Regions from separate parts of the Homo sapiens genome. Here region 1 is linked to region 2. The links are chromatin contacts, found by Hi-C or POLR2A ChIA-PET in ENCODE. All regions are on one chromosome and are shown on one strand. The core of a region is the stretch at or near the end of the contact, and the rest is flanking DNA. Distances in the headings are between cores, read along the strand shown.

Region 1 (6,595 bases), core at 3,781-6,280, 42 kb after region 2:
AGTGGTGAATGTGGTCAACATGGCCCTGCCTGCAAAGAGCTTAGAGATACCCACCGAGAAGCACAGGTGGATTAGGAGGCACCGGTGGTACAGGGAGGTGAGTGACACAACGGCAAAGTCCAGCTCACATGGGAGCATACGGGAAAGATGCCCAACCTGGAGGAAGCAGCGTCCCATCTGGGCTGAGCTCTGGTCAGCCAGGCACAGAGAGGAGAGCTAGCAAGAAGATGCTGCTGTGCAAGTGGGAGGATGCCTGTGCTGAGCCCGGGCAGGAGAAGATGGGCCTGCCCGAGGGACCAGAGGTGTGGCTGACGTGGAGACTCAGGTCAGAGTGAGTCAGTGTGGCAGAGAGGGCTGCAACAGGCCAGGGGGTAGGCAGGCACCTTATAAGCCACGCAAAAGAGTTTTGATCTTATCTGAGGACAAGAGACAAAAGTGGCCTTATCAAATGCATGCTTCAAAAAGTGTCCTCTGTCTCTCCAGCAGAGAACAAACTGGATGGTGGCACGACAGAGCCAAGGAGACGAGAGGGGGGGCTGTCCCCACAGGGCGGGACAGGGCACTAGAGTCCAGGCCAGGGCAGTGGCCAAGGAGACAGAAAGATGTGGATGATTCCAGAAAAATTTCAGCCAAAGAACTGACAGGACTTGATACTTCATTAAATTCCTGGAGTTGGGGCAAAGGAGAGTGCTTGACCCCTCTGGTTCCTGAGAGCATGGTTTTTTCCCCATGCTACCAAGTAATGCTTTTAAGGAAAAGTAGAGTTCACATATTTTAAGTGGATCATGGCTTGGTGACCTGAGTCTGTAAAGTATGTAATTCAGTGTAACTACCTGGACCCCTTGGGTTCTTGGTCCAGAAGTTGATCTGTGGCAGCCTAAAATAAACATGAGGACCTCGAAACAGTGGGATCAGCTCCAAAGAGCCAGAGCTGAGCACTGCCTGTGTCAAAAGGTGCGCACCTGGAGGGAAAGCGAGAGGTGGGAAATGGATGTAGCAGCAATGGCACTGGACAGGAGAGGCCTTAGAAGGAGCCGAGGGCAGCTTGCACTGGGCAGAGAAGTCCACGGCTGGCCCTGAAGGAGAAGCTGCTTTGTGTAGGGTGATGGCCACTCCAGGAACAGCTGAGGATGATTGCCAGGGCACTCAGGATGCTCCCTTTATCCAGAATGTCTTCCCATCATCATCTCTCTCTTTTGCCCGGTGATCTACAATTTACAAAGCAACGTCATAAAGAGCAGGAAGAGTTTTGTGTTGAGTGAGGTAGGTTGCTCGAGGGTCTTAAATAAGAAGTGCCATCATGTGCCACAAGTGGGGAGTCCATCTTCCATTCTGCTCTGAGCAGTGAGTGTCTTTCCCTGTCTTGTGGGGTCACAGAATAGGGACCAGAGGAGGTGGCCGGGCACTGAGCTTGCAGATGGTGGCCCAAGGAGTAAGCAAGCCCTTCAGGAGAGCCGGTGGACAGCAATGGAATGCTTGAAGGGGCTCTGTGCAGGGGCTGAAGCCAGTGGAGTTGGAAGAAGAGCCCAAAGTGTCAAGGGGAACAAGCAGTGGGACCCAGAGGCAGATCCAGCCTGGATCAGGGTCTGCTCACCCAGGCCTGCCTTAAAGTAGCAACAACTCCTTGGGGACAAAGAACTGGGGAGTAATCTCACAACATACTTTTTGGAAATTTTGCCTCTGACTTTGTGGGGTGAATCATTGAAGTTCATCACAGAGGGGGCTGCAGGCCATCCCAGGGGAGTCCTTTGTTGGCATCATAGAGGCCCACGCAGTGACCCCCAACCACCTTAAATATTCACAGACAGCTGAACTGGGCAGATCCCACCCACGACCTGAGTCAAGAATCTACACCTGGGCTGGGCGCAGTGGCTCACACCTGTAATCCCAGCACTTTGGGAGGCCGAGGCAGGCGGATCATGAGGTCGGGAGATCAAGACCACGGTGAAACCTCGTCTCTACTAAAAATACAAAAAATTAGTCAGGCGCGGTGGCAGGTGCCTGTGGTCCCAGCTACTCGGGAGGCTGAGGCAGGAGAATAGCGTGAACCCGGGAGGCGGAGCTTGCAGTGAGCCGAGATCAGGCCACTGCACTCCAGCCTGGGTGACAGAGCAAGACTCCGTCTCAAAAAAATAAAAATAAAAAAGAATCTACACCTGAAGTAGAAACTAACTACCCTTCTGCCATGAAGTTCTGCAGAGCCTCCTTTTATCTCAACAGGCTCCACATTTCAGGTTCCTGTCGGTCACTCCTGAGAGTCTCAACAGCCCCTGGAGGTCAGGATGGAGGGAGGGGCTACACATTCCAAGAAGGAGAGGCAGCGTTGGCCCACAGAGCGGCCTTGGTCTCAATGTTGGACTTGGAGGACTGGAGCTTGTGGACAGACCCATGTTGTCCGAGCTCTCATCCTGAATGCAGAAAGCCAGAATGCAGATTTGTTCATTTTCAACAGATGACTGCAGGACCAACGTTGTCACAGGGGCCAGCATTCTCTCACCAGGCAAAGCCAGCCGCTTCTCTGCCTGGTATCAAGCTGCCTGGGCAGCCAATTCGTAATCAGAGTGCCAATTTATAAGTGTAGAATGAGAAATAGAACTGCCACAGGAAGCAGAATCACTGCCTGGTCGGCCCTGTGGGACTTTCTGGAGACTTCTGTCAAATATGCTCGTGTAAGACTGGGAGCCATGAATAAATGCACATTTTTGTTTGTTTTTGTTTTTGTTTTGTTTTTTGAGACAGGGTCCTGCTCTGTCTGCTGGAGTGCTGTGATGCAATCTCCACCTCCCGGGTTCAAGCCATCCTTCTGCCTCAGCCTCCCCGAGTAGCTGGGGCTATAGGCACGCGCCACCATGCCCAGCTAATTTTTGTATTTTTAGTAGAGACAGGGTTTCACCATATTGGCCAGGTTGGTCTCAAACTCCTGACCTCAGGTGATCTGCCCACCTCGGCCTCCCAAAGTGCTGGGATTACAGTCATGAGCCCCCGCGCCTGGCCAATATGTGTACTTTTAAAAAGTGCTTTGATAGAGGATTCTGATGTAAAATAATGCGTCTAACGTAAATTTTTTAAGGTATCACGTCTTTTTTATTCTGTGCATTTATTTAGAAACTGTTTATGACAAAAGAGTGAGATTACATGTCTAATACAGTTTTTTGGAGAGAGCATCCCTGGCCAATAGGAAAGCTTCAACAACAGAATTTCTGGGGCCTCCCGGGCACATTTTCATCCTGTTCTGGCTTTGTCAGTGATACTCAACTGCAGTGTCAGTGCCCAGTGCAAAGAGACCTTCTTCCAAGGCAAAGGTAGATGTGTGCCTGCAGGTTGGAGACGATCCAGCAAGGGAGGGTGGACTCTGGCCAAGTGCTCACCTTATTTCTGCCTGGAATTGTCAAACTGCAACTTAGCTTGAAAAATATATTTCTTCCATACCCAGAAAAGCCACAAGCGATTGCTTCATGAAAGTCTGTCTCTGTTCATCTGACTTTCCCTGTTTGTGCATCTTTTTGACCGGCTCCGTCCCTTTTGTGTGTGTGTGGTTCTTGGCTTTGTGGCTCTGACGAGTGTGTGTTTATACCTGTGTCTTGCTCCTTTTGCCTTCCGGAGTCTCTCTTTCTGCCAGGCTTATGTCTCTAGCTCAGACCTCTCCTCAGAGCTCCAGACATGCATATGCAGCTTCCCGCTGGACATGTCCACTTGGGGAGATAAAAGCACCCCAAATCATCTTTCCCCAGTGACCCCCCACCTTGCTGAGGGCCAGCCCCATTCACAGGCTACACAGACGTGAGGGTCCTACCGACTCCTTTCTCTGCCACACCCTGCTCACCTAATCCATCACCAGGCTCTGTACAGTTTGCTTACTAGGTGGATCCCAGCTTAAACCACTTCATCCCTTTCCTTCTGTGCACTGCCTCGGCCAGCTGCAAGCCGCCATCATCTCTCACTTTAACTGTGCAAAGGTCTCTCGGAGGACACCCACCATCCACTCTGCTCCTCATCTAATCCAGCCTCTATGCTGACATCAGAGTGACCGTTTCCAAACAGAATCTCATCACTATGGGAAGGAGGCCAAAATCCTTAACCTAGTATACAAGACCCACCTCTCTCGGCTTGCACCGTAGTCCTGCATGCCACCTGGGCTCCAGCCCCGAGGTCTCCTCTGGTTCCTCTCTGTTAATTCCTGCTCATCTTTCAGGGAGATGTTCAGGCGTGGGCTCCTCAGGGAAGCCTGCCACTGCACACACTTCCCATAGCTTTCTGTATGCTTCCTTCATAGCTCTGACCAGGGTTGTCATGGTATACACTGGGGATGTGTGGACTCGAGTGGCCGATGTCTCTGCCCACAGTTGGGTAAGCTTCAAGAGGCCAGGCCTGTGTCAGTTTCCCTTACTGTATTCCCAGCAGCCAACTCCTTGACTGGCATGCAGCTGCTCAGTTAGTATTTACTGAAGGAGAGAAGGGAGGGAAGAAGAAAAAGAGAATTTGATGCTCCTCTTGCTGTATCTACCTTCATGTCTCCATCGTAGTCTTCTCTCTTAGAGAAAAAAAAAAAAAGTATATTGCTTTTTTGGCCCTATGATGAGGTTAGTGTTCTCAACTGGGGGGAAAAAAAAAGCCTCGGGCACCCAATCTAAACTAAATGAAACCCATATCCTTCACCCTCAAACCTACCAGAAGCACAAATTTTAAAATGTCAGACTCCAAGAGAAATGATCATTTAAAAAAAATTAAGTCTGATCAAGAGCTAGTAATCCTTGCACAGTTCTGGGAGGGTGGAAATGCCATCACTGAAAATGACTCATGGTGTCTTTAGGTCTGTGACTGACGCAACCTACACGTGTATTTATCTACTCAACAGATATCGGAGGGCCTCACGTGTGCCTCCTACAAATTCGAATAAAACAGTAGCTTTCAAACTTTTTGTGTTTTACAGCAACTCACAGTAGGAAATACATTTTCTACTGGGATCCAGTGCACAGAGATGCACATAAAAGGCATGAAACAGTGCTTGCCTTTCTCAACAGAAGATGCCTTGATACTTTCTATTTTATTGTTTGTTTTTAGTGCTGGTCATGACCAGCTAAATCAATTTCATGACTCACTATTTGATCACAACCCTTAGTTTAAGAAATCCTGGAATAAAGCGTAATTAGAGTAGCTCCTTCTGAGTAGGCCAAGGATTCCATTGACTTATGCCGGGGTTAGCCCAGGGTGTCAGCCTGCCTGGGGCTGGGATTTTAGGTTGTATACCTCCGGGACCCTGGGGATGGCACATTTAGCATGCCACACGATAGGCACCTGTTGGCCTGCCTTCTTAGAACAGCTCAGTTTTAAATTCTGGTTGAAATAAATCATTTCAAGCAGCCTTGTTGGAGCAGTAGGCAGCCCATCCATCTCATCATCTGAAATAAGTTATTTCAGTTTCTGTGAACTAACCTGATAGGTCATCCATTCTTAACCTGGGGCCTAGGAATAGGCTTCGGGAAATTGTACCTAAAATGTGTGAGTGCACGAGAGTGAAGGGATCCATAGCTGTCATCAGAGTTTTAAACCAGTAAGGAATGAAAAAAAAAGTCTAAGAACGGTTGCCCTGGAGGCTATAAACAGTTTCTGATACTCTTGGAAAATAGTATTGAAAGGGCTGACAGTTTTAGTGTTTGCTGACTCTTCCTCTCGTGGTCTCCCTGATATTATATCCTTCTTCCTTGGTAAACTTGTTCCCATCACACCTTCACCCAGTCAGCCTCGCCCAGGCTAGAAAATGGCAGCTCTTGGCAAGCCCCCCCACCGCTGGCTGGTGCACCTGGGTGAAGACACCGCAGCTCTTGGTAGGGGGGATGGGGGGGCGGGGAGTGCAAAAGGCCAGGACCCAAGTTCAAGTCCTGTGCCATAGAGTCCTACATCCCATCAACAGTGCCCCACTGTGTGGTGTTTCATAAGGGAGCAGCCCCACCTCCAGGAACTTCACTCACAGCTGCTCACAAAAATTACAGTCAACTTTACCACATTTACTAGCTGACTGATTTACAGTCAACTTTACCACATTTACTAGCTGACTGATTTTTTTTTTTTTTTGGTTGATGTAAGCAGTGATCCATTTTAGAAAATGAAAAGTAATGAGGAAACTCAATATATAAAACAGACATAGGTCTAACTGCTGTAGTTCAAGGGGAAGAAAAGCCCCAAGGCTCTCCATAGAGAAGGGGCTGTTGACTAGGCCTTAACTCCGAGGAAATCACAACTTCCTCACTGTGTGATGTTCTTAGAAAAACTCTCTATAAATCCTCTCAGAAAACCCCATGGAATCGCTAGACATCGATCTGCCACAAATGGGAAAATCACATTCCCAGGCCGTAACACTATGGCAGTTAGCAGGGCCGGGGTCACCAGTGTGTGACCTGCTTCCTCACACGGGGCCCCAGATGGACTTCGTGTTCTGCTCTCTCCAGCTTGAAACTCTTCATGTTTTTTTTTTGTTTTTTTTTTGAGACAGAGTCTCACTGTGTCACCCACGCTGGAGTGCAATGGTGCAATCTTGGCTCACTGTAACCTCTGCTTCCCAGGTTCAAGCGATTCTCATGCCTCAGCCTCCCAGCTA
Region 2 (6,692 bases), core at 3,439-5,938:
TTACTCTTTTAGCCCACAGGGTGAAGTCCACTTACCACCCTGAAGAAGCGCTGGACAAAATCTCCAGACGGCCACTTCTGCTCTTTCAGGGTAGGTCCGAATGACACTCTGGCGGGCTGGACACCAAGCGGGAGGTCCCTGGAAATCACACCCAATGCCTCTCAGGCAATGTGAGTTAGCCCAGGCGAGCTACCACTGTCCACCTCTCTGCCCATAGTGAGCCTTCGAGGAGTTTGGGGTCAGAACCCAAGTCCCAGTCCCATCTGGGTCACTAGAATTTTCTTACCCACATTGTGTGTGTTTGGTTGCTTGAGGGGGCATCAACCCAATGACCACAACCAAGGAGAATTTAGCAAGGGGAATTTTTTTTTTTTTTTTTTTGAGTCAGAGTCTTGCTCTGTCGCCCAGGCTGGAGTGCAGTGGTGTGATTTCGGCTCACTGCAACCTCTGCCACCCGGGTTCAAGCCATTCTCCTGCCTCAGCCTCCAGAGTAGCTGGGATTACAAGCATGTGCCTCCATGCCCAGCTAATTTTTGTATTTTTAGTAGAGACGGGGTTTCACCATGTTGGCCAGGCTGGTCTCAAACTCCTGACCTCAGGGTGATCCATCTGCCTCGGCTTCCCAAAGTGCTGAGATTACACGCGTGACCCAGCATGCCTGGCCTAACAAGGGGGTTTTATTACTTGTGACAAGTAAGGAGAACACCAGGGATGGTTCCCAAAACTGTCTTGTCAAGCTGGGGGCTGGGGCAGATGCAAAAACATAGGGTAATGAGGTGTGATCTAATTGGATCTTGTAATGCAATGATTCCGGGAGCCCCATCTGACTGCCGTGGGCTGAGCCTAGAGCTCAATCTGATTGGATCCTGGATGCCAGGCAATGTCCACTTCTTAATTTTGTCCCCATTCCTCACTCTAAGCACTTAGGTTCCACCTGTGGTTGCGGGCTTGGTTCATCTGGGCATGCTCAGGTTATGTGACCTTCAACCTGGAGGTCCATGACAACTGAAAAACAGATCACAACTTTGGTACATAAAAGTTGAACCCGCCGGGCGCCGTGGCTTTTGCCTGTAATCCCAACACTTTGGGAGGTTGAGGCGGGTGGATCACCCTGAGGTCAGGAGTTTGAGACCAGCCTGGCCAACATGGCGAAACCCCATCTCTGCTAAAAATACAAAAATTAGCCAGATGTGGTGGTGTGTGCCTGTAGTCCCAGCTACTTGGGACGCTGAGACAGGAGAATCAGTTGAACCTGGGAGGTTGCAGTGAGCCAAGATCACACCATTGCACTCCAGCGTGGGTGACAGAGTGAGACCCCATCTCAAAAAAAAAAAAAAAAGTTGGACCAGATTGGTTTGATGTGGTTACACTGAAGTAGTCCGTGTTAAGTGAGCTAATATTTGGACTCAGCCCCTTACAGCACTGTAGGGCTGCCAGAAGGCCAAGAGCTGACTTAAAATTTCAAGAGCTGCAGGTGGCCCCAATGAGTGAAATACCTCCTTGTCATAGAGCTTCAGAGTGAAGTAAGAATCTGAAAAACATTTTACTCACTTATAACCAGCCTTTAGGGGAAATAGAGGGGACATCTTTCAAAAATCATTATGAAAACTATGAACTTGCATTTTTTTCCAAAGCAGCAGAAATACTTCATTGACATCTAAATTTATGAATTGTAGGGAACCAATTTCTTTTGCAAATGTTTTATGCCTATTTCCAAACTGTTTCAAAAGCGATAGTTTTTTCTCACTACAAAGTAATATATATGTCCATTATAGAATCCTTAAAAAGAATAAAGAAGAAAATGAAAATTGATTTTAATATATTAAAGGTACTTAATTAATTCTACCAAAGATATAATAATTAACATTTTTATATATCCTTCCAGTTTTTTTCTCTGCATAATGTATTTTTACCCAATGGGATCACATTGTACATTACTATTTTGAAGGCAGATTTTTTTTCCTCTTAATATACTTGAACCTTTCTTCACAGGAATTCCATTTTTAATAGGTGTGTAGTAATCCACTGTATGATCACATCATCATTTGTTTAATAAATCCCGTCTTGTTGACATTGAAGTTGATTCCAGTTTTTAATATTAATTAAAAACAATGTTGCACTCAGTATTCATGAAAATTTCCTTAAGTCAAATGCCTAAAAATGCTGTTGCTGGGCCAAAAGATACATACGTTTTTAATGTTTTGAGATATACAACTAACTTGTTCCCCCTAAGGCTGTATAAATTTATATCTTCACCAAAAGTATATGAGCATGCTTATCCTCACTGTTCTCAACAATACCAAATATTGTCAAGTAAAATTAACTTTTGACCTCGCTTGTTTGAAATTGGGGGTTGGGGGCAAATCACAAACTTTAAAAAATATATTTACTGATAGCTGTTATTTCTTTGTGTGAGTTGCCTGTTCATCTTTTTTGCCCATTTTATCACTGGACTATTTGACTTTTTTCTATTTATTTATTAGAGCTCTTTAAAGATACTACCCTTTGTTATATATGTTACAAATATTTTTCTACTTTATCATTTGCATTTTTATGAAGTTTTTTTGACATACAGGTCTTTTATTTTCTATGTGGTCAGAGTATCAATCTTTTCTTTATGTTGCCAAACTTATGTGACAAGCCAACCTATATAGAAAAAGATTGATAGTCTAACCATATAAAAATTTAAAAACCCGTATGTCCAAAAACCTTTCCCTACTCCACTCCTCCTAATCAGATAAGTTTATGTATATTTTTCTAGTTCTTACATATTATAATTTTTTACATTTTAGTCTCTGGTATGTCTTTGAAGGTGTGGTTTTAACTTCAGGTTCTTCCCTCAAATGATTAGCTGTCTATCCTAATTTTGTTTATTTGTAATAAATAAAATAATAATTAATAATAATCCATGCTTTCCCCACTGATTTGAAAGGCTGTATTTATCAGATACTAAGTCTTAGAAAATTTGTCTATTGGGGATCTTCTATTTTGTTTCAGTATTTTATTTATTCCCGGGCCAATGATTTCCCCTTATTATTTTACTTTTGCAAATATTCTCACGTTTATTCTTCCAGATGAAGTTTAGAATCATTTTGTCAAATTTGTCAAAATTTTTCTAAATCATATTGAGATTTCTATTAGCATTGTAATAGATGTATAAAGTAAGTTGGGAAGAAGTGACATATTTAAAATACTGAATCTTCCACCGCAGGAAGCAGAGTGTCTCTCTGTGGTTTTCAAAACCCCCTTCAAGTCTCTATATTGTTGTATTGTTTTTTTCTTCACACGGAAGCTACCTACCATTTTTTTGTTAGCTTTATTTCTAGAGTTTTGTGGTTATATTTTTCTGTTTCAAAGGAGACATTGTCTTCTTTGTAGTTTCCAACTGTTTGTGTCATTAAATATATAAAAATACTTTTAAAGCTTGTATATATATTGGTTTATATTTGTTAACCTTAATGAAGATTTTTATTCATTTTATCCAATCTGTGTTGATTAGAGGCAAAAAAGAAAAGAGCTTAGGACCATAATAGATGGGCATTTTTATTCTTTAAAGTATAGTGTACTTATAAATAGCATCCCCTGCTTCTGTACTGGTAATCCTAATTCTCTTTTCTTCAATGCTAAAGATAAAATCTTGCACCAGTCCGGTGTAGAATGAGTGATAAACCAGCCCTTGCATTCAGGTCTTTTGCTAATGCTCTCAATATTAATGCCACTCAAACTTCAATAAAAGCCTGTCTGATTTTCCTGGTGATAATGGTGAAGCCTGGCCCTGCCATAGCGTGGTATCCAGTGTCCACTTTTTACCTTTGTTCTTGTCTACTTGTCTTACAATAATGCAAACACTGACAACCCAAATTGATCTCTATCACTGTACAATATTTACCCATTTCTGACAATGCAGAAATTATGTACCACAAAGTGGAAACACACAAATATTTCTAGCTTTGGCTTTCAGTGGAAGAACTGATCTTCACTTACGCAGCACAGCGGTTTTGTGTATATACTCAGAGAACTTTGACACAATTTGAGGGAAATTAAAACTTTGCAAGGACAAAGCCACTTTCTTTTCCTTTCAAGGGCAAGGCTTTGGCATCCATGTGGAAAAAAATAGTATGGAAAATATAAGGTAGTCATTAATTTTCATTTTGTTATGAGCATGTATTGGATTAACTCAGTTAAACTAAAAAGGTCGCAGCTACTAAACACTTTCTTTTTATTGTTTTTAATTGTACTAATTAGTGATATATATATGTATATACATACACACACACACACACATATATATATACACACACACACACATATATATACACACACACACACATATATATATATATACACACACACATACATCTATATTGCCCTTCTGAGTCTGGGCAGCCCCTGAAAAAAGAGCTTTTGATAGCTGTGAACATCATAGCATCTGACAGTTCAAGGTCTTTGCATGAATTACAATGTCCCTGAACTGCAGGAACTGAGATTGTCATGGTTTAAAAATGGAGAAGCTGAAGTCTGTTTTCTCCACCAGATCAAAGAATCATACTCTTTACTGGGGCCATTCTATGTTTCCATTTTCTGGAACTTATATTTTCAAAACAATTTGTAGGAATATTTGTGTTTCTATTCATGGAATCATTTTTGAACATTGATGTTTGCCACTCCGCATTCACGTTAAAGTTCAAGCAAATAGCCACTTCAACTTCATGAGAGCATGCCTATGTGCACGAGAGCATTCCTTGAATGAAACGTACTTTATTAGGGTCTTTCTCACCTAAAATCAGCATGCACTCTAGACCACAGCTATTGTCTGTCATGATGTTTTTCAAACTGTGCCTCCTGGAGCCCAGGCAAGGGACAGACATGTTGGGTGTCCCCATAAACCAGAGCTGCTTCACTCTCATCTGTTTTGTATACTGAGGTTCTTTGTAAAAGTTTCTTTGAACGGAAACTCACGATGCTATAAATAACAACAAAAACAAACAGTTTAAACACCTGGCCTGGCTGTTTTACTGGGCAGACCTTCCATAATTAACTAGATAATATCAGCTCTTTGGGTGACGGGAGCATCTTCGTAAGTGGCTTGCATCTTTCTCTTTTGTCTGTGTTTTTAGCCAGCTGCTTAGATTCCCCAGCTAATGGTACTGAAATGCAGCCTTGGGGTTCAGCTGTTACTTGTATGGTGTACAAACCTGTCTCTCTCAGCTGTACACAGGGAGCTGTTATAAAAATGCATATTCTTAGCCCCTCCTGCAGATAAGAATCTTCAGGAATGAGGAATCTGTATTTTTTTTTTTTTTTTTTTTTGAGCCTGCTAGGTAAGTAAACCTTTCGTGAATGGTGCTTGGGGCGGGGACTTCACCAAGCTTAGCTAACTAGTTGGCTGACTTGCTGTTAATTTTGTCCTGCCTGCTAATAAGTGTGTGCACCTACGGCAAGGCTCCTCAGATTTTCACGTGCATCCAAATCCAAATTCAGGGTGGGAGGGTGTGTGGGGAATCTTTGAAAATGCAGATTCTGGCTCAGCAGGGTCGGGGCTGGGAGGAGACGCTGAGATGATTCATTTCTAATAAGCTTCCTGGTGATGCCAATACTGCCAGTCCATGGCCCACACTTTGAGTAGCAAGACCCTAGGGCAGGGCCTCTCAGCCTCAGCACTCTTGATATCTGGGGCTGGAACGTTCTTTGTTGGGAGGGGCTGTCCTGCACATTGTAGGACATTTAGCAACACCCCTGGCCACCACCCACTAGGTCCCACTTGTGACACTCCCTCCCACTCATGACAACTACAAACATCTCTAGATGGTTTCAGATTTCCCCCGGGAGGCAAATCGCCCTGGTTGAGAACCACTGCCCTAGATGATCCCGATCATCAGCCAAGTTTAAGATCTGCCATGAGTATGATTTGTCTGCACACTTAAATTATTAAAAAATACAGATTCTGGGTTTATCTGGCCTCCCTAGAGTACAAGCCACAATAAGAAAGAGGACTAACCTTTTTTTTTATTTTATTATTATTATACTTTAAGTTTTAGGGTACATGTGCACAACGTGCAGGTTTGTTACATATGTATACATGTGCCATGTTGGTGTGCCGCACCCATTAACTCATCATTTAGCATTAGGTATATCTCCTAATGCTATCCCTCCCCCCGCCCCCCACCCCACAACAGTCCCCGGTGTGTGATGTTCCCCTTCATGGACAGAGGACTTACCTTGTTTACCACTGTATCTACAGCACCTAGAGGACTGTTGGGCATACAGTAGGTGCCTAATAAATATTTGAATGAATGCATAAAGAACCTAGCACTGCATAGCACATGAAACTCATTCTTCGAGGCCACCTGTTTCTGTTCTCTATTAAGTAGACAGAAAAAGGTTTTCTACTAATACTTCCATTGGGCTTTTTCCCCCGTCAATTCCTTGTTAAGGCCCTAAGTAGTCAGGTTCTCTTGGGGCTAGAGGGCCTATTTAAAGTTCTTATCCTACAAATGCCTTCTTCTTGACAAAGTTCTCTCCTCAAGAGATCATCCCACATGCCCTTTGATGACCAAGTCTGGGAAAAGCCCAAATCCTTTGTGTTTTCTAACGAAATTACCCCCTACAACTCAAAACCAGCTTCCTGTTCCGAGAAAGGCAAGGATTGTCTGCACTCGCCATCCCCCTTTCTTTCGGCCCCACTCCCCTTT

Evidence for each region. A loop is a pair of places that touch in the nucleus more often than their neighbours do. ChIA-PET counts read pairs that join two places held with the same protein, here RNA polymerase II (POLR2A). Pooled maps may share reads with other maps.
Region 1: a loop to region 2 is called in a pooled map, with 4 times the contacts of the local background. The contact joins two enhancer-like sites. A Hi-C loop is called at or near these places in 1 of 168 maps with a recorded cell type or tissue (B cell), 11 of 37 single-sample maps with no recorded cell type and 5 of 50 pooled maps. POLR2A ChIA-PET finds 5 or more read pairs at or near these places in 6 of 52 experiments (B cell, CD4-positive, alpha-beta T cell, H1 and 3 more).

Annotation. Positions count from the first base shown.
Region 1 is chr6:157,608,306-157,614,900 of GRCh38, forward strand. All of the region lies in intron 3 of ZDHHC14 (zDHHC palmitoyltransferase 14), which reads left to right. Among named protein-coding and RNA genes, the nearest start is that of MIR3692, 82 kb to the left of the region's middle. Within about 2 kb of position 5,031, at least 10 of the 41 ENCODE cell types and tissues checked have a DNase peak (open chromatin) inside an H3K27ac peak, as active enhancers do; they include B cell, where a contact is called at or near this core.
Region 2 is chr6:157,566,488-157,573,179 of GRCh38, forward strand. The region is part of intron 2 of ZDHHC14 (zDHHC palmitoyltransferase 14); the gene reads left to right. Among named protein-coding and RNA genes, the nearest start is that of MIR3692, 41 kb to the left of the region's middle. RefSeq lists an enhancer at 6,345-6,692. Within about 2 kb of position 4,689, at least 3 of the 41 ENCODE cell types and tissues checked have a DNase peak (open chromatin) inside an H3K27ac peak, as active enhancers do; they include B cell, where a contact is called at or near this core.